5 separate regions of the Homo sapiens genome follow, and all the other regions are linked to region 4. A link is a loop called in an ENCODE intact Hi-C map of the cell type or tissue named here. Cell type or tissue: heart left ventricle. All regions are shown on one strand. Each heading gives the region's core, and the rest is flanking DNA. Links, peaks and the distances in the headings are about the cores only.

Evidence for each region. Hi-C counts contacts between places; a loop is a spot of excess contacts. Peaks named below come from ENCODE experiments on the same cell type or tissue, not always from the same donor. Only the 100,000 strongest peaks of a DNase experiment are listed, where the experiment ranks them.
Region 1: it touches region 4 in a loop (3-fold over the local background); 17 of 110 quality-filtered maps call a loop at or near these places.
Region 2: it touches region 4 in a loop (3-fold over the local background); 11 of 110 quality-filtered maps call a loop at or near these places.
Region 3: it touches region 4 in a loop (2.9-fold over the local background); 19 of 110 quality-filtered maps call a loop at or near these places.
Region 5: it touches region 4 in a loop (1.9-fold over the local background); 16 of 110 quality-filtered maps call a loop at or near these places.

What each region holds. Positions count from the first base shown.
Region 1 is chr15:74,131,711-74,137,516 of GRCh38, reverse strand. ISLR2 (immunoglobulin superfamily containing leucine rich repeat 2) reads right to left here. Exons shown (of 3, transcript NM_020851.3): 3 at 715-4,770. The coding sequence starts at 4,762. The coding sequence ends at 2,525. Among named protein-coding and RNA genes, the nearest start is that of ISLR2, 4.0 kb to the right of the region's middle. RefSeq lists an enhancer at 996-1,687. In heart left ventricle, for the core only: CTCF peaks have their summits at 1,326, 2,915 (motif pointing right) and 4,108; DNase peaks (open chromatin) are centred at 1,256, 2,496, 2,886, 3,576 and 1 weaker place; H3K4me3 peaks cover 1,172 bases; H3K27ac peaks cover 1,402 bases; H3K27me3 peaks cover 3,093 bases.
Region 2 is chr15:74,153,911-74,159,716 of GRCh38, reverse strand. It overlaps LOC124903523 (a long non-coding RNA gene), which reads left to right and starts at 3,353. Exons shown (of 2, transcript XR_007064708.1): 1 at 3,353-3,590. In heart left ventricle, for the core only: no CTCF peak of the experiment used is centred there; a DNase peak (open chromatin) is centred at 2,550; H3K27ac peaks cover 1,790 bases.
Region 3 is chr15:74,139,292-74,145,097 of GRCh38, reverse strand. It overlaps a transcript of ISLR2 not described here. Among named protein-coding and RNA genes, the nearest start is that of ISLR2, 12 kb to the right of the region's middle. RefSeq lists enhancers at 460-519, 4,094-4,625. In heart left ventricle, for the core only: no CTCF peak of the experiment used is centred there; no DNase peak of the experiment used is centred there.
Region 4 is chr15:74,236,677-74,242,482 of GRCh38, reverse strand. CCDC33 (coiled-coil domain containing 33) reads right to left here. Exons shown (of 19, transcript NM_025055.5): 1 at 5,743-5,806. The coding sequence starts at 5,763. Among named protein-coding and RNA genes, the nearest start is that of CCDC33, 3.3 kb to the right of the region's middle. RefSeq lists enhancers at 2,316-2,911, 2,912-3,507. In heart left ventricle, for the core only: a CTCF peak has its summit at 2,340 (motif pointing left); a DNase peak (open chromatin) is centred at 2,332; H3K27ac peaks cover 1,072 bases.
Region 5 is chr15:74,292,676-74,298,481 of GRCh38, reverse strand. CCDC33 (coiled-coil domain containing 33) reads right to left here. Exons shown (of 19, transcript NM_025055.5): 11 at 2,534-2,728. Among named protein-coding and RNA genes, the nearest start is that of CCDC33-AS1, 24 kb to the left of the region's middle. In heart left ventricle, for the core only: a CTCF peak has its summit at 2,447 (motif pointing right); no DNase peak of the experiment used is centred there; H3K27me3 peaks cover 954 bases.

The DNA of each region.
Region 1 (5,806 bases), core at 820-4,819, 110 kb after region 4:
GTGTGTTTTCAACCCTGATTCCCCAGGTGCACCCCCTTGGCACACCCTGACGGTTGTGCATGCATCATTCACTGAGTGCTCCCCACCCACCCACACAACGCACACACTTGGCTCCCAGGCCAAACGTGCCGGCTCGCTCTGGGCAATCGGCCTGGCCAGGTTCTCCCCCTTTCCTGCTTTACATCATTTGCCCGCTCTGTACTTTGTGTTATTTGTGACTTCTCTTGTGCAAGCCACAGCGGTCTTGTCCCTATGAATCCCATCCTCTTCCCACCGGCTTCTCAGGGAACTCAAAGGCTGATGTGGAGACACAGAAACTGGGCAGTGTGACACCATATACAGCCACACCCCACTACACAGACAGTCTCAAGTGAAAGAGGGTGCCGCACACCCTTGAGTGCAAATATACTTGCACGCACACTCAGACTCCCTGTGTTCAGGGTCTGCAGACACCCGCCTTCCTTTCCTGCAACCTCCCCCTACTCACTTGCAGCCTGCCCTCGTTTTTTGTCACCCCACCCTGGAGTTGGAGACACTAAGAGCAGGGCTGGGTGCAAACACCTGGCAAAAAAATCACAGGATGGTCACGCAAACAGGAAATCACTCAAAAGATTCCAACGGGAGGCTCTGGGGGGGCTCCTTCCTTCCGCGGTTTCCTCCTTCATCGCCCAGGCCTCCTCCCTCTGTCCCCTGACAAAAAGTCACCGAGCCCAGTTCAAATCGATTGTTTTATTGACTGCATACAGACGCGTTTAGAAAAGGGCACGGGCTCCGGGGGGCTACTCCGTCCCAGGCCCGCGCTTGTGCTGCGCTTCGCGGAGAGGGCTGATCCCGAGGACTGAAACTCCCCCCACCCCAACCCCGACGCTTTCTTTCAAAATGGAAAAAAGAACCCCGCCCCGAGTCGCCGCGCCGCGCCCCTCCCCTTCCCTCCCTCCCCGCCCATCCGCCCCCCCGCCCGCCCCCCTACACTACACGGTCACACTTCACAGGACACAGACTTTTCTCCTACAGGGCACGCTTGTCAGGGACTACACGCCGGGCAAACACGATTCCCGCCGAAGCAGGGGCGGGTGGGGCGGGGCGACGCGAGGACCGAGACGCGAGGACGGAGGGGCTCGGCTCCATCCGGATCCCGTCGCACAGTCGCACAGTCACGAGCAGGCTTTGTGCGAACTAGGGCGCGAGCCCTCCAGAGAGCCGCGGCCCGGGAGGCCACAGTCAGCTTCCTCCGCCTCCGGCGCTTTCCAGCTAGGGTCTGGGTCGGGTGGAGCCGCGGGAGCGGCGCTGTTGGGCGCACAGACCTCCGGAAAGCCCAACACACGGACAACGAAATTGGCCCGCGACCAAGTCCACAGGCTCAGCCGCCAAGGGGCGCGCGGTCCTGCGGCGCTTTAAGTTAGGAGAGAGACGACAGAAAACGCATTCCCTCCCTACCCCCCGACACACACACTCGATTTTCCCAGAGGCTGGGAAGGGGGTGTTAGCACCAGACCCGAAATGTCGCTGTCTTTGAAAACAACGAAAACAGGAAAATCTGAGCGCGGAGCTGAAAGGCGCCCCAGGCACCGGGCTGGACTCCAACTGGCCAGAAGTGGGGTGGGGGTGGGAGGACAGAAGGATTTGGTTCCCTGCCGGCAGGAGGCTTTGGAACTAAAAACTAGGGGTTGCCACGAATCCCGGCTTCTGGGAGTAGGGATTGAAAGGGAGGAGGGGCCGGGCGCGGTGCCTCACGCCTGTAATCCCAGCACTTTGAGAGGCCGAGGCAGATGGATCACCTGAGGTCAAGAGATCCAGACCATCCTGGCCAACATGGTGAAACCCCGTCTCTACTAAAAATAGAAGAAATTAGCTGGTCGTGGTGGCGCGCGCCTGTAGTCCCAGCTACTAGGCAGGCTGAGGCAGGAGAATCGCTTGAACCCGGGAGGCGGAAGATGCAGTGAGCCGAGATCGCGCCACTGCACTCCAGCCTGGCGACAGACCAAGACTCCGTCAAAAAATAAATAAATAAATAAATAAAATTAAAAAATAAAAAAAAAGGAAAGAAAGAAAGGGAGGAGGAGGGGTCGAGGTGGGACCCCACAGCACTCCACTGGCCTTGGCTGGCCCCCGAAACCACCGCGTTACCGCGAGGTTTCCAAAGTCTTCGCTCGTTTCCTCTGGCTCCAGAGCCCACGGTGGGGCGGGCTGCGGGGTGGATTTCGCAGATAATCGCGACGGGAATGGAGGGACATAGATATCGCCCACCGTCTGCGGGTGGAGTCTTGCATGGGGTAAGATAAACACTGTGCTTGGCGGGGAAGGGGATTCAGCCCGCAGGGAGAATGGCAGCCGTGGGTAGCAGGGACTGGTGAAATCGGCCCACTCCCTAATAGAAGTCCCTGGTAGTCAAGGTTGGGGAGTAGTAAGGGGGAGGAGTAGGTGAAGGTTGGGGACGGGGGACATAAGTCCTGCCAGCCCTAGACTGCTGCTCCCAGGCACCCTAGGTGGAGGTCGGGAATGGGCGGGCCGGACGGGCGGAGGTTCAGCCTGCCGTCTGCCTGTAGTTGCCATTAATCTCCTGGGCGATGTTGACCGCCTCGGCGCCCAGGGGCAGCCGATCGCTGTACTCAGAGCCCGCCTCGAACTCCTCTTGGTTGGCCTTGGACTGGGACTCCACCAGTGAGCAGGCCGCCAGGCTCTCCTCTCTCTGCAGGTCCCCACTTGGGTCTCCCTGCTCCGCGTCTTCATCAAGGCCCTCCCCCTGCACGTCCTCTGGCTCCTCGCCGCCCGCCTCGCCGCCTGCCGGGTAGCTTTTCTCGGACTCGAGGTACGAAGCACGCGGGTCGAAGTCTGCGGCGATGCGCTTCTCCATAGGGTCAGGGGCCTGAGGCCGCAGGATCAGACGGTAGGGCTTGCCCGGGTGTTTAGCCAGCAGATGGCAGCAGGCGGCGCCCAGAAGGGGCACTGTGGCCAGCACCAGGAGGAATACGCTCACTGCCACTATGACCAGCAGCGATGGGAGCTCCTTCTTGGTGGAAAACACCACTTGCACGTGGCAGGCTTCGCCCGCCAGCGCCAGGCACACGGAGTAGTTGGTACCCGGCCGCAGGCCGCGGAACCAGTAGGCGTTGACGCCTTCCTCTACGCGGGACCACTGCACTGCCGCGCCGCCCCCCGCTGGACACAGATAGAGTAGGCGCAGGGGTCGCCGCCCGGGTCGCGGGGCTCCGCCAGCCCCGCCGGGCCCAGGGCCCCAGCGCGCAGCCAGCGGAGTCAGCTGCACCCGCGCCTCGCGCTCCGCCACATCCAGCGCGATGACGCCCAGCTCGAAGACGTGCGGCTTGAGCTCTGCGCTCTGGTTGAACGCGTGGTTAGAAACGTACCGAGAGGGGTCCCCGTTGCCACAGCGCTGCTCCTCCGCCGGGTCCGCGAGGATCTGGTCTTCGGCCTCCTCTCCCTCACTTGTGTCCTCCTCCGGCTCCGTCTCGGTCTCCCCGAGAATGCTGACCTTGGCCAGGCCTTGGCCTTTGATTTTGCCCTCGGGTTTGGAAGGCAGGACGCTGTTGCCCCGGCCCTTGGCTGTGGACTTGCGCTCAGAGGTCGGGGCCTGTCCGTCGGGTTCTCCCCCGGCGCCAGGCGCGTGTTTTGGGGGCCCGGTTGCTGCCACCGCCACGCGTATTGACGTAGAGTTGGCGCCCAGCTCATTGTGTGCACGGCAAGTGTAGACGCCCGCCTCCTTGGCACTCAGGAGGGGCACCAACAGGGAGCCATTTGCGAGGGCCAGGAAGCGCGGTGTGGCTGGGGGCGCCGGCCAAGCGGGTGCTGGAGTCGGCGTTTGGGCTTGGGTCTGCGTCAGCAAATCCCCATCTCCTTCTCCCTCTCCTTCCTCCGCCCCAACCCCGTCGTCCTCCCCGCTCAGAACCGGTGGCTCTAAGACTACGGTGCCACCGGGGATCTGAAGTTGCCATTGCAGGCGAGGCGTAGGGTGGCCGTCGGCGATGCAGTGTAACACGAACGCCAGTCCTGCGCGCAGTGGGGTGCCGGGTGCTTCAAGCGGTGGCTCGGCACTCAGATGCACGCTGGGCGGTGCACAGGGCAGGGCGGGCAGGCGGTACACCGGCACCCCCTGCAGCGCGGGAGGCGAGGCACAAGCAATGGAGTCGGGCTCGGGTAAGGACACCCGGGTGCTCGCGGCCCAGGCCTGCAGCCACACAAGGCCGCAGCCGCAGTGGAAGGGATTGTGATAGAGTTGCAAGTGTGACAGCGCGCTAAGCGCGTCGAAGGTGCCAGGCGCCAGCGTACGCAGCCGGTTGTTGTTGATGCGCAGGGAACGCAGGTCGGGTAGCGCACCGAGTGCGTCCCGGGGCAGAGAGCCCAGGCGGTTGTGGTTCATTTTGAGCAGCTGCAGCGCGCTCAGGTTGCGCAGGTCGCTCCACGGAAAGCTGGATATGAAGTTGTGGCTCAGATCGAGGTTCTTGAGCTGACTCAGCACGGCCAGTGCGCCTGGCTCCACGGTGCGCACCTCATTGTGCGCCAGCCACAGCGACGTGACCTGTGTGACGTCGGCGAAGGCCCCGCGCCGCAGCACAGTGATCTTGTTCGCGGACAGACTAAGCGTCGTCACGTTGGCAGGCAGTCCTTCCGGCACCTCACGCAACTCTTTGTAAGCGCAGTCCGCGAACTGGTGAGCGTACTTGTCCACGCAGGCGCACGGCTCCGGGCATGATCCGGCCACTCCTAGAAGCGCCCAGACCAACCACAGGGCCCGAAGGGGGAACATCGCGGCTCCTGCAGATGGAAGCCAGGTGAAGAAGAAAGAAGGTGACTCACTGAACCCCAGCTTACCTCCCCTATCAAGCTGTGCCTCCGCAAGCCCGTTTAGCACTAGTTCCAGGGCTCCGGTAACCTCCTCTATGGCCAGGAGCCTCTCTGAAGTGAAGGTCAATAAAAATCTCGAGGTTCAACGGATGCTCCCTCCCAGGGCCCTAATTTCCTTTTCCAGCGGCCCGGTATATCGCCCTTTTTTCTCTTCCTACTCCTTCCTTCACGCTGGAGCTGGCCCCTCCGTGGGCTCCGCAGCTCGCCCATCTCCAGCGGGCTCCTCACGTACCCCTCTCTGTGTTTCTAAGCCTTCGTTTAACCTGGTGAAATGGATCCTACCCAAGAAGGACATTTTTGTCCGTGACTGGCTGTCCTCCCTGGAACCTTTGTCCCACGCACAGCACTCGCACACACGCCCATGCAGGCACACAACAATACAAACAGACGCGGGGCTTCATAATCAAACCGCCAACTTCTGCAGGGGTTTAGAGGACCTGATGCTCAATTAGGAGGCTCACAACACATTTCCTAAACTCACAAACACATATGCACCCAGACATGGACACAATAGACCCTGCAGACCTCATTGTTCTCTTAACCAGCATTTGTACGTGTTTTCCACCACGGTACAAAGCGCTTTCCTGTCCATTGTGACAATTGACAGACACAAGGACACAAGTCCTCACACGAACCGACCCACCCACAAGAACACAGGCATGTGCCTGTGTGTGCATACAGCCCTCCACTGTGACCGAAACCCAGCAGAGAAGCAATAGGAGGACCTGCACTGCACGACTTGAGATGTGGGATCTGGGGAAGCCCATCCCCATGCCCTACTGCATCTAAGGCCAAAGTCACCTGCCCGGGGCTGCAGCTCCTGTGAGGGGAGAAGAAGGGCTGCTCTGCCAACCTTCCTTACGGGGAAGGAGGTTCTCCCCCATGTTTGGACCAGGTGTGTTGGGAAAGCGGTCACTAGAGCTTCCTCTCAGGTCCCTCAGGCGGC
Region 2 (5,806 bases), core at 595-4,594, 83 kb after region 4:
AATCACACAGGCTATCGATGTCTAAAATGTCTGTCATTCTAAAACACTTCAAAGCACATTGGATGTCATCATAAGGTAAGCCTCTTTTCTCTGGAAAAAATGGTTTCAAAGCAGGGAGGTACTTTGAACTTGTGAAATTGAAGCTGGATTCCAAATAAGTTACAGTTTTAGTAAAGAAATTGAGAAAATCCTGTTTAACTTGGCTGTCCTTTCCTAGTGATAATTTTTTAAGTTTCAAAGCAGTCTTATTTCCAAGAAATGAGTCATTTGTTCACTAGATGAGTTTTTGTCACAACCTACACCTAAATGGAACGAGTTAGATGCACTTAGTTCATCCTTTTCTGTAGCTTTTTTAAAGATTATGAAACAGTCTTGGAGAAACGGCATATAAATTTCCATTTTACAGTAATCCTTTTCTCTGTTCTCATCCTCAATGTATTTCCAAAGTAGTGAAGGACATTCTTCTCATCCTACACTTTGAAAATATGATTTTATAGTAGGCCAACATGCTAACATCTTTTCTGCAAGACATCTTGTAGGCATGTCTAAGAAGGCTATCTCCTACCACGCCCATAAAAATCAAAAATCTCATAAAGCGCCTCTGCATGCTTTGAGGAAACTGAAAACTAACCAAAAATGTCATTATGAAACTGTCAATGTCACAGTAGGCAAATCATACCTCTTTTTAGCAGTGTTATGTAAAAGGTACAGAGGGGTCAGGACGTTTAGCAGGAAATTTTTAAAATTTCCTTTGGTAAGTTTATAGACTGAATGGAATTTTCCAATATTTACATTTGCACCATTTGCCAAATATGCAGATAGATGAGCAGTCTAGTTTGCATTTGAACACAATATCAACAATCTTTTGTTTTATATATTCTGCAATTTCATCACAATCTTCATAGAAGTCAGGAAAACAACTTGAAACTCCATTTTCCAAATAAAAAATACTTAAGAGCTAGGGAGAACATGTTTTTGTTGCCGTGATTCCACACATTGCTTGATAGAGTTTAGAATGCATGCTTGTTGGAGTAGTTCTCAGAATCAGCTCTATACCATAAAGGGTCAACCCATCTGTTATCAAAATTTCCCCTTTTGTTCCCACTTGGGCCATTTCAGTTGCAACTTCTGAATCAGGAAATGTGACTTCACTCAGTTTCATACAGCATCAAGGAAAAAATATGATAACGAGAGTTTGTTTGTGTGATAAGCCCAGGTGAATTGAGTGGCTACCACTTTCAACTGGGCATTAGTGTCTTTTTGGAAGATGAGAAAACTTGAAAGATTGATTGACTGATGATTGATTGATTGATTGATTGACTTAGAAGTACCTGTCCCCTCCTAGACTGGTGAGATTCAGATCTATATTAGTGAACAGCACTCCCCTACCTCAGGCAGGGCTGCTGCACACAGCCCAGGAGGTACTCCCTGCACTGCAAGGACAACAGAAGAACATCTCTGGGGACAAAGCAAGAGCATGTCACCTCCCCAAACTAGAGCCAGTTTTCAGGGTGACTTTTCTAGACTAATGCACAGCTGTTCAACCGTGTAGATGGAAAGGTGGGAGGTGATGTTGTAATGATTGTAACTGCTTCTGGGCCTGACACATGATGGAGAGAAGTTGGGGAGTGTTCTGCGCTGTGAGTGATCTGAGGATTTCACTAACATAACATCCTCAGTTCTCTGCCCTGGGCAGGGAGGCAGGTAGAGTGAGCAGGCGCAGATCATCGGGTGCAACCGGCATTCATGGAAGAGGGAGCATGTTGCGTGTGCAGGTTGGATGCATCTTTGTCATCAGTTATCCAGGAGAAGGACAGTGCTCCATTCGGCACCCTAGGAACAAACAGGTGCTCTGTCAAACTAAGAAGGACCAGGCAGAGGTCAGCTGGTTGGAAGAGATTCCCAGGAAAGACAGAGGGCTAGGCTACCGGGTCACGGGTTAGCCAGCAATAAGGCCAGTGGGAGGATATAAGTGACCCTCGGCCTGCAGCATGAGCATCAAAGAGCACACAAAGTGGAGGGAAAATGTCTTTTATTGTTGGATAATTACCTTGTTTCTAGCTCGTTGCTATTACAAACAGAAAAAAAGGAATAATCAGCTGAAAATGGATTCAAATGATATTTTTAGGTAAAGAAAAAAAGAAAAATCCATCAAAATTAAGAAAATCAGATCACTAAAATGCTTAAAGATGCATAAATGTTTGCAAAACCTCTCTATGGGGAAAAAATTAATCAGATGGGGGAAACCAGTGATTGGGGATGTTCAGTGCTGGGGACATTAGTGTATGCCCAGATTGCTTTGGATGAGTCTATTTTTGCCACATTGAGATGCTGGTTCTGTTGGGCAATGTCGTTTTCCCATGCCTCTCAGATTGACAGATTCCAGAAAGCTGGCAGAGAGGCAGGGTTTGTCAGAGGACAGACATGAGATCCAGAAATAGGCCAGAGCCAGTCAAGAGTGATGAAAAGATAAACAAGGCCCAGCGAAGCTGCCGGGGATGGGGACCGGCCTCAGCAGCAGTGTCAGGGAAAGGGTGAACAGATTTTAGTAGACTCAGCTTCCTCAAGAGCAGCTGCAACCCGCAGATCAACTTCCTGCCTCAGTCAATAGGGTGGGCCAGGCTGCTGCAGAGACACGTCTGTATATCCAGTTGCAAGCTGGAGAAAGTAAATATGGAGAGAGCAAGGCAAGGGCTAGCAGAGAGCTCAAGCAACTAGCAATCATTTGTGCGTTTCCAACCCATTATTTGAGCTTCATGTGACACTGTCATAGTTAACCATGTGAACACAATTACTGCCACTCAGTCACCAACTCCTGCAGGAGCAAGGACTTTTAGAGATCTGCTTCTAAATGATGTAACTCTCTCAGAAAAGTAACTTAACTGTTCCCACTCTGTGACTGCATTCATTTCCATGGCAGCAGGATGTGTTTCCAGAATCCCTGGCAGCTATAGCTGTGAACAGGGAGAACATAGCTCCTGGAGCAAGCAGAGGCCAGACACCAGCTCTCCCAGCTTCCTTCTCTGTCTCCTGAGTTCAGCATCTGTTCGTTCATTCATTCATTCATTCATAAAACACATAAAGAAGTACCCACTATGCCTCAAGCACAGTCTAAGTTCTAGGGAAGAAAGGTGAATGAGCTCTATTCCTGACTGCAGTCAGGTTTCTGATATTGACTAAGTTTTCATCCCCAGAAAATGGTGACTATATTTTGTCAAATAAAAACAAATCCAGAATTAGAGAGGGAGGGAGAGGCTTTAATTAGAAAGACGATTGCAATATGGAGAACTCTCCCATCTCAGAAATCTGTGAGTGTCTCAAAATCAAACAGAAATAACTTTTTCTTTCACAGGGTAAAGAGAGGACAAGCAGAGGTAAGCAAACGTTTGGAAGGGAAGCTGGCCACACAAGGGGTGGGGTCTGGCGGGAGTGTGCCTAGGAAAGACAGGGTCAGCCGATTCCCAGGAGGAGCTGATAAGGGGTCACAATCCACTTTCTGTTATGCTTGCTCAGGCTTGGAGGAAAGCAGACCTCAGAAGCCTGGAGGAAAGAGAGAAGCTGCCTAAACCTTGGCCAAGCCAAAGCAGACGGTAAGAAACAGGCCGCTGCGGACACCTGGTCAATCTCCAGCAACCGATGCTTTTGATGAGTGTCAGATGGGTGGCTGATGAGCACCGAGCCTCAGCTGATGAGCTGCATTCCTCAACCATTTTCTAATAACCATCCGCTCACACATCCACACACAGACAGACCCACAGGGCTCCTTTCCTGTGGTGATTTTGATTGCCTTACTCTATACTTTATCGTTTTCTAGGCCACGAACAGTAGCTTCCTTCTGATGGGTAAAATTCAACCTAATTAAACCCGAAGCACACCCAATCGCCAAAGAAAGATGAAGAAACAGATATATTCCTTTGTTTCTTGAATAGAAAAGCCCGAAGAATGGAAATAGGATTTATAACTTCCTGACTGTAAGAAGAAAAATACCATAAATAAAACCTGACCTATCTAACAAAGGGCACAAATGGGGGTGGGAGGCAAAAAAGCATGGCCGATAGAAAACTCAAAGTGTCAGGAATCAACCCAAACATATCATTAAGTATAAGAAATTATGAATAAGTTGTTATAAATTAAAGGAAAGACATTCAAATTGGGTTTTTGAAAATCCAGTTAGATGATTTACAAGTGTTCAGTTATCTATTGCTACATGACAAACCACTCTAAAACTTAATGGTTTAAGATGAAGATGATTGATCATTTTTCATAGTCCTGTAGGCTGGTATCTGTGTGGTTCTTCTGCTGATCTTGTTGGGAGCACTCATGTGGTTGCTGTCAGCTGACAGCTCAGCCAGAGCTGGAGACTCCAGGATGTCCCCCGTGCATGTCTGGGGGTCAGTAATTGTCTTGACTGGGGCGCCTCAGTTCTCTTCCATGTGGTAGTTGTCCTATTGTAAAAATGACCATTTAGGAATACTCTTGCTGTCCACTGGGCTGACTCACAGGCATTGTGACATGAAAGGTCAGGGTCAAATGTATCACAATATGAACTTGGGCTGGCATGGTGGCTCACATCTATAATCCCAGCACTTTGGGAGGCCAAGGTGGGAGGATCACTTGAGGCCAGGCGTTAAGAAACCAGCTTGAACAACATAGTAAGACCTCATCTCTACAAAAAATACAAAAATTAGGTAGGTGTGGTGGCGTGCACCTGTAGTCCTAGCTACTTGGAAGGCTGAGGCAGGAGGATTGCTTGAGACTGGGAGGTCGAGGCTGTAGTCAGCTGTGTTCATGTCACTGTACTCCAGCCAGGACAACAGAGCAAGACCTTGTCTCAAAAACAAAACAAAACAAAAATGAACTTGTTCTAAGGCATTTGGCAATGAAGCAGCTGGGTAGTAGAGAAAAAACAAATTTTGAGATGTACAGAGCCAAAAAGCTTGGCTAGGGAAAACCCTTCCCATTAGATATAGAAATTTGCGAGGAGAGTACTCAGTTCTCATTAACGTTTAGTCAAAGCCAGCAGTCTCTCCTGTCAATAATGTATTCAACATTGCAAAATAGACCAACACCTTCAACATTCTAAGGGAAAATAGTTTCAAACCTAGAATTCTACGTCCAGCAAAACTATTAATTGTCAGGGCACTTTTTTTTTTTATTTTTGAGTGAGAATCACATGAAATCGAATTTATCAGAATCCCTATGTCTGTGGGACACAAAACTGCAATAGTATTATAACTTCAAGATCACCAATAATAAAAAACAAATTTTGATCAAACATACTGAAGAAAATACTGAATTGTCTTTTTATTTTTCTTTCTGGAAATTATTACAAACCATTACCATTAAGAAGAAGCACAGTGGCTTTGTACTATGTTAACTTGGCTAGGCTGAACTGTTTTTTTCAGAATTGCCTTTCTGGAATGTTTCCAAGTAGGGTGGCCACACGATATTTCTTTTTTTTTTTTTTTTTTTTTTTTTTGGGGATGGAGTCCCATCTTGTGGCTCAGGCTCGAGTGCAGGGCTTGATCTTGGCTCACTGCAACCTCCGCCTCCCAGGTTCGAGCAATTCTCGTGCCTCAGCCTCCTGAGTAGCTGGGACTACAGGTGTGCATCACCATGCCTGGCTGATTTTCGTATTTTTAGCAGAGACGGGGTTTTGCCATGTTGGCCAGGCTGGTCTCAAACTCCTGACCTCAAGCAATCCGCCCTCCTCGGCCTCCCAAGGTGCTGGGATTACAAGCGTGAGCCACCGCGCCCAGCCACAGAGACATTTTTGAAGGTGATTTAGAGGGTGGAAGACAGGCAG
Region 3 (5,806 bases), core at 893-4,892, 98 kb after region 4:
TAATCAGCATCACCCAGTCTGTATTCTGACAACGAGGTAATGCAAGTGGTATCAAAAACAAAAGTGTCAGAAAAAAAAACACATACATTTGAAAATGTAACAGCCCATGTCTAAATAATTCATGAGTCAAGGAACAAATCTCACAGAAATAAAATATTTAAAACTAAATGGCAATGTAAACACTACCTATTAAAACTTGGGGAATACTGTTAAAACAGTACTTAGGAGGACATTAATAGCTGTAAATGCATACATTAAAATGAAGAAAGTTTAAAAATTCGTGAATTCAGAATTGAACTCAAAAGGTAAACACTGAGAGGTGCATTGGTCTGAGTCAGACGGAGCCTGTGCCTTATACCAGAGAGAAAATGATGATGTTGGTACCAAGGGGATCTGGGGCAGCTTCACAAAAGGGTTCCATGCTCCAGTGTGGCATTCATGAAAGCAGCAAAGGACCTCTGCGAGAGGACCCAGAGGGAGCTGAGTCATGCCTGCAGACCTCCTAGACTCTACCTTAGGAAGCACCACCTTCAGGCTAGAGAGCTGCACCACAGGCTAGCTCTTCATACAGACAGTGTGGAGTGATGGCTCCCCTGGATTTACAGTTACACCTTGCCCTAGGAACACCCAACAGGAGTGGCATTGCCAGTTCTGCAGTGTGACTGTACCTAGTGACCATCTGACTTGCCCCATGTGACGTCCCCTCTCACAATATCCCAGGACCACAGCAGCTCGAGATGAATAGGAAGAGAGCCCTAGACACTGGGTGGGATGTGGATGATGGGGATAACACCCTTCCTGTGCACTTCGGGAGACTGAACTGAACCAGGTGGAAGCTCCTTGAGTCAGGGTGATGTTAATGGCTCTGCTGTGTATTTCCATACACAGACATCATGTTTATAAGTACCTGCGAAAATGGTCTGAAAAGATACATGGTACCAGGCAGGGCGTGGTGGCTCACATCTGTAACCCCAGCACTTTGGGAGGCCGAGGCGAGCGCATCATCTGAGGTTGGGAGTTCGAGACCAGCTGATCAACATGGAGAAAATCCGTCTCTACTAAAAATACAAAAAAATTAGCTGGGCTTGGTGGCACATGCCTGTAATCCCAGCTACTCAGGAGGCTGAGGCAGGAGGATTGCTTGAACCCAGGAGGCAGAGATTGCAGTGGGCCAAGATAGCGCCATTGCACTCCAGCCTGGGCGAGAGAGCGAAATTCCATCTCAAAAAAAATAAAAAGGTACATAGTACGCTAGTAAGAGTGGTTACCACTGGGGAGAGCTCTAGGATTGCAGGCAATGGTCAAAGAGAGTTTCAGTTTATCAATATTTAATTATCTTAGGACAAGAATGCATTCATATGTTACTCTTGTAATTTAATAAAATTTATTTTAGAAAGAAATTAGAAGTTAACATAAAATGTTAATACATTATTTTTTGGATGAGGGAATTATAAATAATAAATTGTTTTTTTAATACACTTCTATATTTTTCAATTTCCTATAACAACACTAGCAATAGAACTTTCCATTAGGATGGAAATTTTCTATAGCTCTGCTGTCCAAATAAACAATTGCTGTTAGCAATGTGCCTAGTACTTAAAATGTGGCTAGTGGGATTGAGGAACAAGTTTTAAAATTTATTTCACCTTAATTAAAATTAAAATGTAAATAACCACATGTGGCTAGTGGCTAGTATCGGACAGTGCTATTCAATAAGGAGCACGTATTACTTTGGTGCCTGATTTCCAAGGGTTATTTTTCCATTTTTAAAAATTGAGGTATAATAAGGGCTGGGCACCGTGGCTCATGCCTGTAATCTCAGCACTTTGGTAGGCCGAGGCAGGCAGATCACCTGAGGTCAGGAGTTTGAGACCAGCCTGGCTAACATGGCGAAAGCCCATCTCTACTAAACATACAAAAATTAGCTGGGTGTGGTGGCAGGTGCCTGTAATCCCAGCTACTCAGGAGGCTGAGGCAGGAGAATCACTTGAACCAGGGAGCTGGAGGTTGCAGTGAGCCGAAGTCACGCCATTGCACTCCAGCCTGGGCGACAAGAGTGAAACTCCATCACACACATACTCACACACACACACACACAAATTGAGGTATAACAAATTCAATAAAGTATACAACTCAAGTGTGTAGCCCATGGATTTCTACATATGCATACACCCATGTAGCCACCATCCAGATCAAGGTATAGAACATTTCTAGAATCTCAGAAGTCTCCCTTGAGCCTTCTCCTAATCCCGGTTAGTACCTTCCAACTTTTTCCACCAAAAATTAGTCTTGCCTGTATGTGAACTTCCTTTAAATTAAATCACTCATTCCATAATCTTTTGTGTCTTTCTTCTTTCACTCACTGTGATGACATCCATGTTGTGTGTAGCTGCAGTTTGTTCTTCATTGCTCTGTGGTATTCCAGGGTATGAATATACTACAGGTTACTTCCTCCATTCTACTGTTGGATATTTAGGTTGTTTCCAATTTGGGGCTATTACAAATAAAACTGCTATGAACATCGTTGCACTTGCATCCACCAAAGGACTCTTCTGTCTTTTGATGGATGTAAACATTCATTTCTATTGAGTATATACCCAAGAGTGAGATTACTGAGTCAGACGTATGTGTATCTTTAATGTTTCTAGATTGCCAAATATTTCTCCAAAGTGGCTATGCCCATTTACATTCCCAATGGCAACCAAAGACAATTCTAGTTGAAGCATGCATTACTTTTATTTTTATATTTGTTTCTTTTCTTTCTTTCTTTCTTTTCTTTTTTTCTTTTTCTTTTTTCTTTTTTTTGTTTTTTGAGACAGAGTCTTGTTCTGTTGCCCAGGTTGGAATGCAGTGACCTGATCTCCGCTTACTGCAACCTCCAACTCCCGGGTTCAAGCAATTCTCCTGCCTCAACCTCCAGAGTAGCTGGGATTACAGGCGCACACCACAACACCTGCCTAATTTCTTCGTATTTTTAGTAGAGACATGAAATAGTAGTTTGAGACCACCATGTTGGCCAAGCTGGTCTCAAACTCCTGATCACAAGTGACCTGCCCACCTTGGCCTGCCAAAGTGCTGGGATTATAGGCATGAGCCACTGCGCCTGGCCTGCACTACTTTTATAATCAGGAAAAAAAAAAATGCTATTTTGAGAAATAAGAGAAACAGCAAGAGAAATCCTTTTTCTAGACAAACTCTGTAATTAGCCGCAAATTTAACCATATAGAAAATATGTTATTCTATACTTCACTGGTTTGTAGAGGCTTCAGGAGGAGGTTTGGCTTGGTGACTAAGATCTCTGGCATTGGAGTCAGATAACAAAAGGACAAACTTCAACCCTGCAAATTGCCAGCTGTGTGATCTTCAACAAACTACTAACCCTCTGTGCTCTTTGGTTTCTTTGCCTGTAAATTAGAATAATAATATTACCTCACAGGATCACTATAAGGAATGACAAAATAATGCTTGTAAGATCCATAGTATGTGCCTGAAATATAGTAAGAGTTCAATAAATGTTAGCCACTATTGGTATTATTAGTATTTATACTAATATTAGGTGGTGACTATTAGCATTCTTAGTCTAGATGTGTGACAAGCCTCTATTATTAAGACGCATTTGATAATTAATTCTCCATTCCTATTCTCTCCCCATTTCGACAATGATCAATTCTTACGAAGTTCCTCGGTAATTTATATAATCATAGAAATTTTTCTCTCAAATGGCTGGATGCCTTGAATGGCTTTTAGATTCAATTTAAGAAACAGTTTGAGAATGTTGCTGGGAGAAAATGCATTTAATTTGCCAAAACCAAATTAACTCCTAATACACAAGGGAATACATGTAAGCAGTAAACAGTTGATAAAAATACAAACACTTTTTCTCTCCTTGTTCTATGTGGACTTAAACTTAATTATTAAACTTACATTCACATGTTCAAACAAAGCACACACAATTAGCACAATTTTCAAAATCGTCCTGTCTTTAAATCCCATAAATTACTTATTCAACAATGGAATGATACAAAGTCTTTCCAACTAATTTAACCCAACAAGTTGGTTTTGTTTTTGTGCCCATCATGGGGCCTTTGGATGGCTTTTTAAAAAATCCATATCAAGTCTCATTAGGAACACTGGTCATATTTTGAACAAAATGCGAATATTGCAAAACATTTTAAAATTTAATCTCTTCTATATGCCAGTCACAGCAGATCTTTCATTTTCAATATAATGTTATTCTCTATTGAGTCCTAAGGCAAAATCTTATCATTGAACAGATAGGTGTGGGTGGCTACATTTCAAATGTAATCAATGAATTGACACATTACAACTGAAATGGCTCCACTTGCTTCCTCCGAACTGCCCAGCAGGATTTCTCTTATCTATACCTTTATGTTGGAAATGTATAAGGTAAAGGTATTTGTTAGGTCAGACTTGGCAATTTATAGCCTCAACAAGGGGCCTTTCTTATGTCCTGGTACTAGGGCTTGGCTTTCTGCAGAATACAGGCTTGGATTTCTGCAGAGAAAGGAGATCCCCCAGTTTCCCTTGCTCTGTGCTTACATAGTCATGGTCCTTTCTTTGCAGGCGACACCTCCTGTTGTGCAGAGAGCAGGTCCCTTTTTCCCTATGGAATGTCTCATAACTGGGGCTCTGTTAACAAATGTGGGGCAGGGTAGTCATAGCAAGATGCCACTCCTTTCCCTCTACCTACCAAAATGCATTTCCCTGAGATCAAGGAGGAAAAACTGAGATGTCTACCAGGAAGTCACAGGCCATATATGTACTGACAACGAATCTTTGGAGATGTTAGCTTTAGTTGTGGTTGTTATTTTGATGTCATGGGTGGAGGGCTGCATTCCAGACACAAGATCTGGGACCAGAGGACCCTACCCCAGCTGCTTCTTTCTCAAAGAAGCCCTGCCTTCCTTTGTTCTTTTATATTAATGGACTTTAATGATCTTCAAGATGGTTCTCATTTCAGCTGATCTTTAGGAAACATTTAGGGGGAGGAGGCACTCCTTTCAAATAACCTTTCTTTAGACAGGTTTCTGATCTGATTCAAGGCCACATCCTGGCCATCTGGTTTCTGTAACTCAGAGAATTACTGCTCCTGATAAATTGCTCTGAGTTCTGAGGCTACTGCTGTCATATTGCATTCTCCGACCATTTTCCAGGTCTCTCAAGACACACACACACACACACACACACACACACACACACACACACACACACACTCCTCAAGCCGTTAGACTCCATTCCCATGTAGTATCCAAATAAGTTTTACAGCAAGACACACTGGAGAGATTGAAGCTAGCACAGCACATGAAGCATACAGGAAAGGCTCAAAAAAGTTGCATTGAATGGAAAGCCTTGGAGCCAGGGAGAGAGGGTCAGAGGTGAAGATTACACCTCCACACCTGGTAGGTTCTCCCAGAGAACTTGCCAGTGGCAGTCAGGCCTGAGGGGTGGAACCCAGGCAGAGACACATTTTAAACTGCTAAACAACTGATTCCCTGGAAGCGGGGAGTGGAATGTGAGCTCCCCATCTCTGGATAAGTATAAGCCAGAGTTTTACAACCACCTGATGGGGACACTGTGAAAATGAATTCAACCTCAAATTGGTAGTTGAACTGGAACAATTCAAAAAAGAACAGAGAGGAATGAGGGAGAGGAAATGAAAGGAAGACATTTTATTTTAATGTAATTAAATAAGTTAAATTAATTACATTTAAAAAGAGGTAGGAAGGAAGGCCAGAGGCTGGGGACCATTCTGTGCATTGGCCAAACATTTGGACAGAAACTAGAG
Region 4 (5,806 bases), core at 678-4,677:
CCCTGCATTCCAGGGCAGGCCCTGGTTGGGTGGGGTTGAGAACAATGTCCTATTACATAGAGAGGAAATTGAGGCCCAGACAGGAGCAAGGACCTGGGCCCTGGACGGGCTCTGGTTTTGGTGGCAGCCTCGGCAGGCTGGGTCCTTGGCTCAGAATGGCCGGCTCCTGAGGAGCCCTGAGTGTCAGGAGAGGTAGGTTTAAACCAGCTCTGCCTCTCACCATGCTGGGCCCCAAAGCCAGCCATGTTCTGAGAGTCAGTTTCCCCAGTGGGGAGATGAGGACTTGGACCGACCTATCTGGAAGCTGCTCTGCTCCTACCTTGAGCCTTGGCTCCTGGAAGCCTCAGGCAGACAGAAAGAAAAGGGCACAGTGCCTGAGGCTCTGCTCTGCCCCGAGGAGTTTTAGGAACGTTATTTCATCCATTTCTCACGGTAGCGTGGGGTGCCCACCAATCGGAGCCACACACCCCCTCAACAGCTCCCCTTGGGGGTCTACTGGCCTCTCAAAGCTAACGAACTCTGGACTCCCCTTCAAACCCCTCCTCCTGCTGTCTGCCCCAACTCGTTAATGAGTTAATGGCGATGCCATTGTTCTAGTTGTTCAAGCCCCACATCTTGGAGTCCTTCCTGATTCTTCCCTCTCTTCCTCTACATCCCTTATCCAGTTCTTCAGCAGATCCTGTCAGCTCCACCTTCAAACTATATCTGGACTCTGACCCTTCTCAGCATCCTCAGGTCAGCACTCAGGTCCCAGACACCTGTATGTCCCGACTCGCCTCTGATGGAGTTCTGTTTCCTCTCCGACTCTCCGTCCACCCCATCCAATCGCCAGAGTGAGCCTTTACAGATTGGACCCAGACCCTCTCTCTCCTCTGCTCAGAACCCTGAAGTAGCTTGCTGCTTCTCTCAGAGCCTTGCAATGGCCCGTGGGGCCCTCCAGGAGCTGGCCCAGAAAACTGACCTCATCTTGTCCCACGGGCCCTGTGGGTCACTCCGCTCCAGCCACACTGGCCTCCTGGCTGTTTCTCACACCTACCAAGCTCCCTCCTGCCTCCCCGCCTCTGCCCTAGCTGTTTCCTCTGCTCCACCCTGGGTGTCACTCCAGAACTGTCATCCCTGTGCCTTGCTCCCCTACTTCCCTTGGCTTGCCTGGTGCAGGCTGTGGTCCTTGCCTAGCAAGATGGCTAATTAGGAGGTGAGAATACATGCCCCCCAGATCAGAAGTGCCAGTCCTGCAGAGAGGCCCCCCTCTCCTTCCTCTGACTGAGGAGGCCACCCCCACCCTCTTCCAGGACCCAGCAGGGCCTGTCACCATCTACAGAGGTGTTGATGAGGGTTGCCCCTCCTTCTCTCCCCCATGCTCCTGTCAGGGGAGAATGAGGGGAGGGGAAGATGCCCCTGCCTGGAGGTGAAGGAGGAGGAGCAGCCAGAGTGCTGTTCCCTGCCCTCCTGGGTAGGCAGCTTCCTCCCATATCCACCCTCATGCAGGCCACCATGACCCCCCCACTCCCCAGCAGCCTTGCTCTCCTGGTTTAGTGGCACAGGAGTAAGGCTGGCAGCCTCAGGGCAAAAAGACCTAGGTTTCAACTTGGCCGGGTGTGGTGGCTCACGCCTGTAATCCCAGCACTTTGGGAGGCCGAGGCGGGCAAATCACTGGAGGCTGGGAGATCGAGACCAGCCGGGCCAACATGGTGAAACCCCATCTCTACTAAAAATACAAAAATCAGCCAGGTGCGGTGGCATGAGGCTGTAATCCCAGCTATTCGGGAGGCTGAGGCAGAAGAATTGCTTGAACCTAGGAGGCGGAGGTTGCAGTGAGCCAAGATGGTACTCCAGCCTGGGTGATAGAGTGAGACTCCAACAACAACAACAAAAAAAAGACCTAGGTTTCAGCTCAGCTCTGGCCCTACCTCTCTGTACCACCTCCCTGAGCCTTGATTTTCCCACCTGGCCAATGGGAATGTCTGGAATAGTTTGTGATTCAGCCTTTCCAGTGGTTACTGTGCCTGAAGTTCCTGCAGTGAGGCTGGGAGGGGTGATTCATGTTCCTAGATGGATTCACCTTGCTGTGAGGGCACAGGGCCTCTCATGAGCTCCCTAGGGCCATGAAAGGGAGGGCCCAGGAGTAAGACCATTGTCCAGGGGCTCTCATTGGCTCCCTGGCAGCCCCAGAGCCCAACTAGGCATCTGCAGACCTGGCCAGGAGTCACACCGGCTCCTCCTCTATCTCCCCTGCACCTCCCCTCGGGGACAGCCTTCCCTTCTGGGAATAAAGCTTGCAGGAAGTTTGGCGAGAACTATTGTGTTTCAGTTCTGGGCATGAGGCCAACTGCCAGGCTGGCGCCTCCTGGTGAGGCTTGCAGGCATGTGCCCGCTGGGCAGGCTGGGCCCAGGGCCAGGGAGGCTTGGGGCCAAGGGTAAGGCCAGAAGGGGGATGGTGGGCCAGGGCTGCTAACCTCCTGCTATCCCTTTTTTATTCCCATGTCTGGATGGGAATCTGCAGGCTTCCCTCAGAGATGTCCTGCATCAGAACCAATGTCCTCGACCCATCTGTTACCCCTGGCCTGCACTAGAGGATTGATGAGGGAACAGAAAATGCATATACTGGGTTACATGAGTGGTAGGGAACTGGGGGTGATGGGGTACCCCCCCCGTAACTCTCAGTTTGCACAAACTCATCTGTAGGGGTGTGGTGAGCCCTGGGGAGGGAATTCATGCCTCCTCTTGGCTGGGAGCAAAGCTGGATGCTCACCATCAGCTTCTCAGGCTCCCTCTCACTTAACCCACCCAACACTGCTAGGGTGCAGAGATCAGCAGGCAGCTTTTCCAGGCAGGGGTTTGGCCAGTTTACCTGCCCAAGGCCACACAGCCAGTGGATGAGAGGCTGGGCTGTGAGCACCGAAGCAAGCCTGATTCCAAAGCTCAGCACTCTCAGCTACTCCACTGGGCCTGGCAAGATTGGAAGCTGCTAACTCCAGTGCCCTTATCCAAACAGACAGGCAGCCTTGCCCTCAATAGGCCAGGATTAGCCAGCAGATGTTGCAGGGGAACTAGGACTGCCCATCACTTAGGGCATTTTTGGATCCATGTGCTGGGGGGAAGGGCTAGGGTGAGAGGAGGAGGTAGGAACAACAGGGAGTTAATGGTCCTTGAATTCAGCTCCCGCGGGTGGGTTGGGGGGTGCTTAACTTGGTTCTGGTGGGGAGAGAGATGGAAGGAGACAAACTCTTCCACCCACTCCTCCCTATCCTCCAGCAGCCTGGGAGGCCTGAGGAGCTGAGCCCAGTTCTGCCCTCTAGAAGGGCCGTGTGTCTGAAAAGTCACACTAGCTGGAGCGGGGCTGGGCTGGGAGGCAGGGTGCCTGGCTGCCCGGATCTGTCATTTGGGCAAGTTACTTGACTGCAGTGGGGCTATTTCCCAGCAGTTTCACAAGGACTTTCAGTTAAAAATGGTCCCCCATGTTCCTTCTAGTTTCAACATCTAAACTTGCCTGAGAGTTATGGCGGCCAGGGGAAAGCTCTTTCACAGGTGAGGAAGCACACTCAGAGAAAGTAAACCTCTTGTATGAAAGCACACAGCTTAGCTAGTGAGGCCAGGGCTGGAACTGGAAGCTGGGTCTGTCTGACCCCACACTCTTGCTGTCTCTGCTGTGCTCTAACCATGCTTCCTTGGATGTGGATCCCTTCTCTGCTCCACAGTGGATGCCCCCCTGAACTCATAATCTGAGTATCCATTGGTGGCAGCAAGAGGAATTATGTTCTTTGGAGCAGAGAAGCATTCCAAAAGATGACACAAAAGTCAGAAATCATTAAAAAGGGATAGGTTTGATTACATTTTAAAAATCTATACTAACTTCTATAATGGTCCAAAATGCCCTGCAATACAAAGAAAAGAAAAAAAGGAGAAAATGTTTGCTGCATATTTAAAAAAGGATTAATATCCCTAGTATACAAAGAGCACTGAAACCTATAAACATTATCCAATTTAAAAAACATGAACTGGGGATTCACAAAAGAAGAAACACAAATATGTATTATATATACATGATGAGCATCCTTTTTTTTTTTTTTTTTGAGATGGAGTTTTGCTCTTTGTTGCTCAGGCTGGAGTGCTGTGGTGCTATCTCGGCTCACTGCAACCTCCGCCTCCTGGGTTCAAGCAATTCTCCTGTCTCAGCCTCCCGAGTAGCTGGGATTACAGGTGCCCGCTACCACGCCTGGTTAATTTTTGTATTTTTAGTACAGACGGGGTTTCACCATGTTGGCCAGACTGGTCTCGAACTTCTGCCTTGGCCTCCCAAAGTGCTGGGATTACAGGAGTGAGACACCAGGCCTGGCCAACGTCCTTTTATTTTTGAGGCAGAATCTCACACTGTTGCCCAGGCTGGAGGGCAGTGGCGTGATCTCGGCTCACTGCAACATCTGCCTCCCAGGTTCAAGCGATTCTCCTGCCTCAGCATCCTGAGTAACTGGGATTACAGACGTGCACCAACACACCCAGCTAATTTTTGTATTTTTAGTAGAGATGGGGTTTCACCATGTTGGCCAGGCTGGTCTCAAACTCCTGCCTCGGCCTCGCCAAGTGCTGGGATTACAGGCGTGAGCCACCACCCCCGGCCATGATGAGCATCCTTATAGGCGATTCTACCCAGCTATCAAAAGCGCTTCTCAAAGCTACTAATCAAAGCAACCTTGGCTCCTCCTCAGGACTCCCACGCACACTCCCCAGATCCCCAAATCCAGCTCTGTGGGGCAGGTGGGGACCAGCTGGCAGCTTAGGGTGCCAGGTCAACCTGGTGACCGGTTCTGAGTGTGTGGCATTACAGAAAGAGGCTTAATGGGGAGGGCAGAGTCTGCAGGGGGTGGGGGGCAGCTGTGGGCAGAGAACATCAGGAACCAGAGACATCAAAATCAAGAGTAATGAAGTGGAAATCACACTAGGGCCTGGGCACCCCCAGCTATTTGGCTTATTCAACCTGAGTGTAACTACAAAGAGGGTATCCCCCATTTGCAAGTATCTGTGTGCCTTTGGTCTCAGCTCCTTCTGCTATCCCTGTGGGTTAACACCATCTAGGGCAGGGGCTCAGCCTTGCTAGTGAGAGGAAGGTAAGGGGTCCCTTACATTCAACTGTTTACATCTCATCACACTGAGATTCTAGTCCCTTCCTGACAGAGCCCTGCTGCTGGGCCACAGCTTTTTATTAAGCACCCACTATGTGCCAGGCACTGTTCTGAGTGCTGGGGATACGGTGATCAACAAAACACACAAAAATCCCTTCTCTTCAGAGACCCAAGCATCTGTGTTCCAGGACAGGGGCCTAGGCCCCAGAAAATCAGGGCCAGGGATTGGAGAGCATGGGGGCAATGGGGGCATCAGGGCTGCCAAGCCAGCAGCCTGGGAATCTCCTGGGAGATCTTGGACAGGGGTAATGAACCATCTCAGTGGGCTCTCAGACTGTGTGACCCCAGCAATAAGAGTGCAGAAACAACCAGGTAAGGGTGGTCAGCATTGACAACACCTGCAAGTACACTGCATTCCAGTTCCCGTGTGGCCCAAGAGTATAGGGCAGCTAACCTGGGAGAGCCACAGAGACCACCTCACTCCCCATTTCACAGCTGTGAAAACTGAGACCCAGGGAAGGGAAGCTTTTGTCATGATTAAGGAGCAAACAAAACTTTGAAGGAAGGACTTTGAAGGAGGGACGGATTCATGCAGGTGCATGGCCCATGCCCCTGGCCTTACCTTTTTGTTTTTCAGTCCCATCCTCTTGAGGCCAGGAGTGTCTGGCCTTGTTTAACAATCTTGG
Region 5 (5,806 bases), core at 635-4,634, 56 kb before region 4:
TGGTCCCATCTCTTTTGGTTTAATTCTTAAGAGAAAATCAAGACTGGCCCTCTACCCATGTTATTCTAATATTCTTTCAGATGTTGAAAACATTGTTTATATTGCCTACCTCTCAGATCCATTCTATATTTAAAGGCCATTTCTTCCTCCACTCTATTTTTTCCTCTCTGCTCCTCCTCCACCATCATCATCACCATCATCACCACCACCATCATCATCATCATCAAGTTTTATAAGTACAGTGCAGACTCCAACCCAACCCACCCCAGCAATTTGTGTCTCACTTCCCACAGACAAATCCATGGTATTAAGACATCTGTATCTGGTTTCTCTCAAAGACTCTCAGACCTAATGACCTCAGTTCAGACCTTGGATGCTTTACCCAGCAGACTCCAAACGAAGGACTGCCTGCCATGCCCAGTACTAGGAGCAGGGCTGGGTACTTCCCCCTCCTTGGTTGTGCTATGTCAGTGCCCAGATGGCTGATGTGAGAGGCTTGTCCAGCCAGGAGGTGCTTGTGGTTCCTGCTTCTAGAGGTGGTGTGAGTCAGGGGCTGAGGTCTGCATCCTTGGGGGAAGGTGGAGGCTTAGCTTGGGGAGGGCAGAGGGTTGGCTGGTTGGCCCCTCCGGGGCAGCTGAGCAGGAGAGGTTGCTCTGAGCCCTCCACAGGGCTGAGACCAGGGAGGGATGCCTTCTTTCTCTTCCCTTCCCATGTGCCTTTCCCCATGATGGCACCTTCCCTCTTCTTTCTTTCCTGGCCTGTTTTTTCTTTTATTTTGTTTTTCTCTTGAGACAGGGTGTTGCTCTGTCACCCAAGCTGGAGTACAGTAGCACGATCATAGCTCACTGCAACCTTGACCTCCCAGGCTCAAGTGATCCTCCTGCCTCAGGTTCCTGAGTAGCTGAGACTACAGACGTGCACCAACAAGTCCAGCTAATTTTTTGAATTTTTTGTAGAGATAGGATCTCATTATGTTGCCAGGGCTGGTCTCAAACTTCTGGGCTCAAGCGATCCTCCCACCTCGGCCTGCCCAAGTAGTGAGATTACAGATGCAGGCCATGCACCTGGCCTCTCTTTCCTTTACTACCTCTGCTTAGAGGCACAAGAAGGGGGAACCACGAGGCCAGGATGTGGAGAGGGCAGGAGCAAGTGGTTTATTCATGCTGCCCCAAATCTCCAAAGACAGGGTTTCTTTATTTTCAATGCAGTTTATGACTGAGCTGGATGTTAATCCCAAGGGCTCTTTCCCCAAGGGCCAGAGGTGACGGGAGAAAATTGTAAAGATGGCCCATAAGTGCTGTGGTGCCTGAGCAGGATGGCCCTGCTCCAGGGTGGGCAGGGGTGCTCATGTGGAAGAACCCTGGGCATGCCCAGCAGACAGCCAGCCTTCCTATTCGTCTGATGGGACATGTTCCAGAAAGGTGCAGAAGTGCCAGGGGAAGATGAGGAGGCTGTTGGTGGAGGAGGTCAGGTCCTGGGAGGAGGATGGCTTGGACTTCCCTGTGGACTGGTGGCCTTGTCTGGGGCCTTTTCTCAAGATCTTCCAGAGCAGCGTTCCCCATGGGACCCGCTGTGGAAGAAGGGAGGAAGCTACCCAATAATTCAGCCATGGTTACTGGGTAGCACCTCCCTGGACTGTCTCTTTGGTAGCCCATTCTTTAGCTCTCTGCATCGAGGGCTGAAACCCAGCACTGACTCCTCAGCAAATTAGGATGTCACTTTGGCCACCTCCACCAGCCCTTCCTGAGCATCTGCTCAACCAGCAACAGGAAAACACAGCAGCTCCCATGATCAAGGACACAGACTATGTCACCAGAATTGGTGTCCTCTTTTATTATTATTATTATTATTTTTTGAGATGGAGTTTCACTCTTGTTGCCCAGGCTGGAGTGCAATGGCACAATCTTGGCTCACCGCAACCTCCACCTCCCAGGTTCAAGTGATTCTCCCGCCTCAGCCTCCCGAGTAGCTGGAATTACAGCCATGCACCACCACGTCTGGCTAATTTTGTATTTTTTTAGTAGAGACGGGGTTTTTCCATGTAGGTCAGGCTGGTCTCGAACTCCCGACCTCGGGTGACCCGCCCGCCTTGGCCTCCCAAAGTGCTGAGATTACAGGTGTGAGCCACCGTGCCCAGCTGGTGTCCTCTTTTTTTGAGCCCCAGTTTCTCCTGTTATAAGCTAAAATGAATCTCTTAAAGGTGTTTCCCACTACCCAGTGGCCATGCACCTCAGGAAGTTCTGAGTTGATGCCTACACACATAAATGGAACCCTGGCTTACAAGTGTTGCATGGGTTTGTTTTGAAAGAAATTACACGGGAGTTCCACTCAAAAGGTGAAGAGACCCTGCAAACGAAGAAGCCACAGCGCCCAGCAGTTTGACTTTGGGGTAACTCACATGCAGAGTGTGCCTAAGGGGAGGGAGGTCTACTGGCCACCTGAGGCATGAAGCAGTCCTGCAGATGGCAGTCAAGTCCCCTTCCCATGGCCTCATCACTGCCCCGGCCCTTCCCACCTGGGGAGAGACACTCACTGTGTCATGGGACATCTCAGGCACCAGAGGTTCCTCCTCTGCTTCTCGTGGAGTGGACGTGCTCAAGTCCATTGTGGAGCTCACTGTGTCCTTGGACCAGGACTCTTGGATGGTTCTCAGCTTCTTATCCAGGATCTTGGGGTCCAAGGTAGGAAGAGCCTTGCTGTTGTTTGGTGTCAAGAAGTTTTCTGGTCTCTGAGAAGAGAAGGTGCAGAGAAACTTCAGGACAGGCCCCTTCTCTGTGCCCATCTACCATAAGCACACCATCTACACCCCAAGCCTCTCCTCCTCATGGCTCAGGAGGCCCTGCATGGCTGGCCCGTGCACACCTCCTACCATCTGCCCCTTGCTCACCGGGTCCCAAATACATGGCCCTTGCTGTTCCTCCAACAAGCCAAGCTCGCTCCTGCCTCAGGGCCTTTGCATTTGCTGTTCTCTTCCTGGAGGTCCTCAGGGATCCTTACGCAGCTGTCTCCTTCTTATCATTCAAGTCTCAGCCCAGATGTGATCTGCTCAGAGGGTCCCTACACTTTGAGATAGAGGCCCACTCTATCTAAAGTAATCCCACTTCCAATATACTCTCTATTCATTTATCCCATTTTACTGTGTTCATAGCACCTACTCTACCAGAAAATTTAAAAATGCATTTACTTCTTAACTGCCTTCCTTCTGCAAATGCCCATGCTAGGATGTGAGTCCCATGTCAGCAAGGAACCTTGTCTATCCCTAGTCTCTGGCTCATTGTAGGCACTCAATACATTTTTGGTGGAAGAATAAATGAATTATGCCATCTCTGGCACCCACACTTGGTGCAGTAACAACAGCTTCTAAAATCCTACACTCTTTTGACACCCTTTGCTATGTAGACCTATTTTCCATTTCATCTCCTCTATCATCCTTCAATCTTACCACCCATTAAGCAGACAGTCTCTCCTCTCTGTATATTCTGATGAGCCTTCGTCTCCCTCCATGTTCTTTTCCCGTTCTCCTCCTTCTCCCTTGGCAGGATTATCACTGTCATATGTCTAAAGTCTGATGCCACTCAAATACCAGCACCCCCACCGCCCAAGGATGACTTGATGTCTCAGCTCACACTGACTTGTAGGTTTTCTGGGTTCTTCTGGTCTAGCAGTTGGCTGTCTGTGCTTTCATGTTGCTAATTCCAGACTTGCCTGCTATTTTTTTTTCTTTTTTTTTTTTTTGAGACAGAGTCTTGCTCTCTTGCCCGGGCTGGAGTGCAGTGCCATGATATCGGCTCACTGCAACCTCCACCTCCTGAGTTCAAGTAATTCTCCTGCCTTAGCCTCCTGAGTAGCTGGGACTACAGGCATCCGCCACCACACCTGGCTAATTTTGTGTATTTTTAGTAGAGATGGGGTTTCACCATATTGGCCAGGCTGGTCTCGAACTCTTGACCTTGTGATCTGCCCACCTTGGCCTCCCAAAGTGCTGGGATTACAGGCGTGAGCCACTGTGCCTGGCTGCTTTTTTTTTGTTTTTTTTTTTTAAATAAAATTTTAAGTTCCTTGGGCTTAGGGACATGTCTGTGCTCCCTTTGGGGAAGGGTTACTTTAAAGCCCTGTTGGAAATTCATGGTTATCTCTAAAACATACTCATTGTTCAAAGAATCATGCAGTCCTAGGGTTTTCAGGGACCTCAAAAGTGAGCCAGTTCCACCCTGCACCAGCTGTTGGAATCCTCTCTTGGCTGCATAGCAGACAAATTATTCCACTGTCTGGAGTCTTGTGCTAGAAATAAATAGAGCAATGGGCACACTGCCAACCAGTACAGATGCGCTCAGAGTTAGAGGTGCCCAGGTGTTTGACCCTGAACAACCAGAGAGGGAATGAATGCAGGTGGGCCTCTTTTAAAGTGGTTCTTCTATAGGAAAGTCCATGCATACTAATTCAATGAATTGAGACAAGGACCCTTCACTTTACCACTGAAATTCTTTAAGTAATTATTCTTTTATGCCCCTTTCAAATAAAATTTGCTGTGCAGAAATTCATTAATGTGAAGATGTTTCTGGCCATGTCTATAGAGTAAGGGACAGTCACATAAGTACACAGAGGCATTTGGCTAAGTCTGGGCTCTATGTCCCCCAACTCCCCATCAAATGGGTGCAAAATAGACAACGCCAAAGAGAAAGCAGCTATAATAAGACTCTTGGAATGGGAAGAGTGGGACACTGGGGGACCCCGAGGCTGACTTTGGCAGGCCACCTACTGCACTTCATGACCAAGACTCCTGGGCCTGTTTTGTCTGTGGGCATCAGGCCTGGCTCTCTCTCCCACCTGGTCCTCTCAGTAGCTATGGCTCACAGAGGGCAGGCTTCACTTGGAGGCTCCCCACTGACGTGAAGACACCCAGGGTAGCATCTGAGTCAGATGGTTTAGGGTTTTCTGGCCATGTGTTTTAGATAGGAAAAAGTACCACATCTGTCTCTTTCTCGGAACAGCTGAACACTAGATTGACTGCAGAGGAAGAGCTACAAAATGCATATTGGATGGATGGATGAATGAGTGGGTGGATGAATGGATGGATGAATGCAGGAGAGAATGAAGGAAAGCATAAATACAGGGCAAAGACCACCTTCCCATTGACCAGGTGGCCCCTGGGGCTGTGGTGAGATGCTGATTCAGGACCTATAATGACATTTCTGCTCATTTCCAGGCAGAAAGCCAATCTCTATGCCCTGGATTTCATAGACTGCCATCTAATCCAGTTAGGAGAGGAAGTAGAAGTAATGAAATCAAGGGAGAGGTCTCCAGAGGTGCCCCCATCAGTACTGAAAGCAGGGACAATTGCAAAGGAGTTCCCTCCCCCATAGCCTGTCTCCCTGACATCCACTCAGTGTGGCCCCAGCACCAGATGGGTCAATGCAATAACCCAGAGCTGACATTTACTGAGCCCCTGGTCAGAGCTGGGCACTCACCAGGTACTTGTATGTGGATTCTGAAATTTACCATGTATAATCCATTTAATTTCATCACAAAGCTAAAATAAAGGTGGGAACAACCCCTCAGTCCAGACCAGTGCCTTTACCCCATCAGTCTCTTATGGGGTGAGGTGGGGGTGGGCTCGGGGAAGGAGGGCAGGCAAGGCAGAGTACCTATGGACTTTAAGTCTATCCTGCCCATTCCTGCTCCAGCCACCCTTCCTGTAGTGCCTGCCAGACTCAATGATTCTGTCCTGCCCTACCCTGGGGCTGGCCCTGGCCAGGATCTGCTCCCATGGCTGCTCCATGCCTGTACCTCCCCAGCCTGCAGGTCT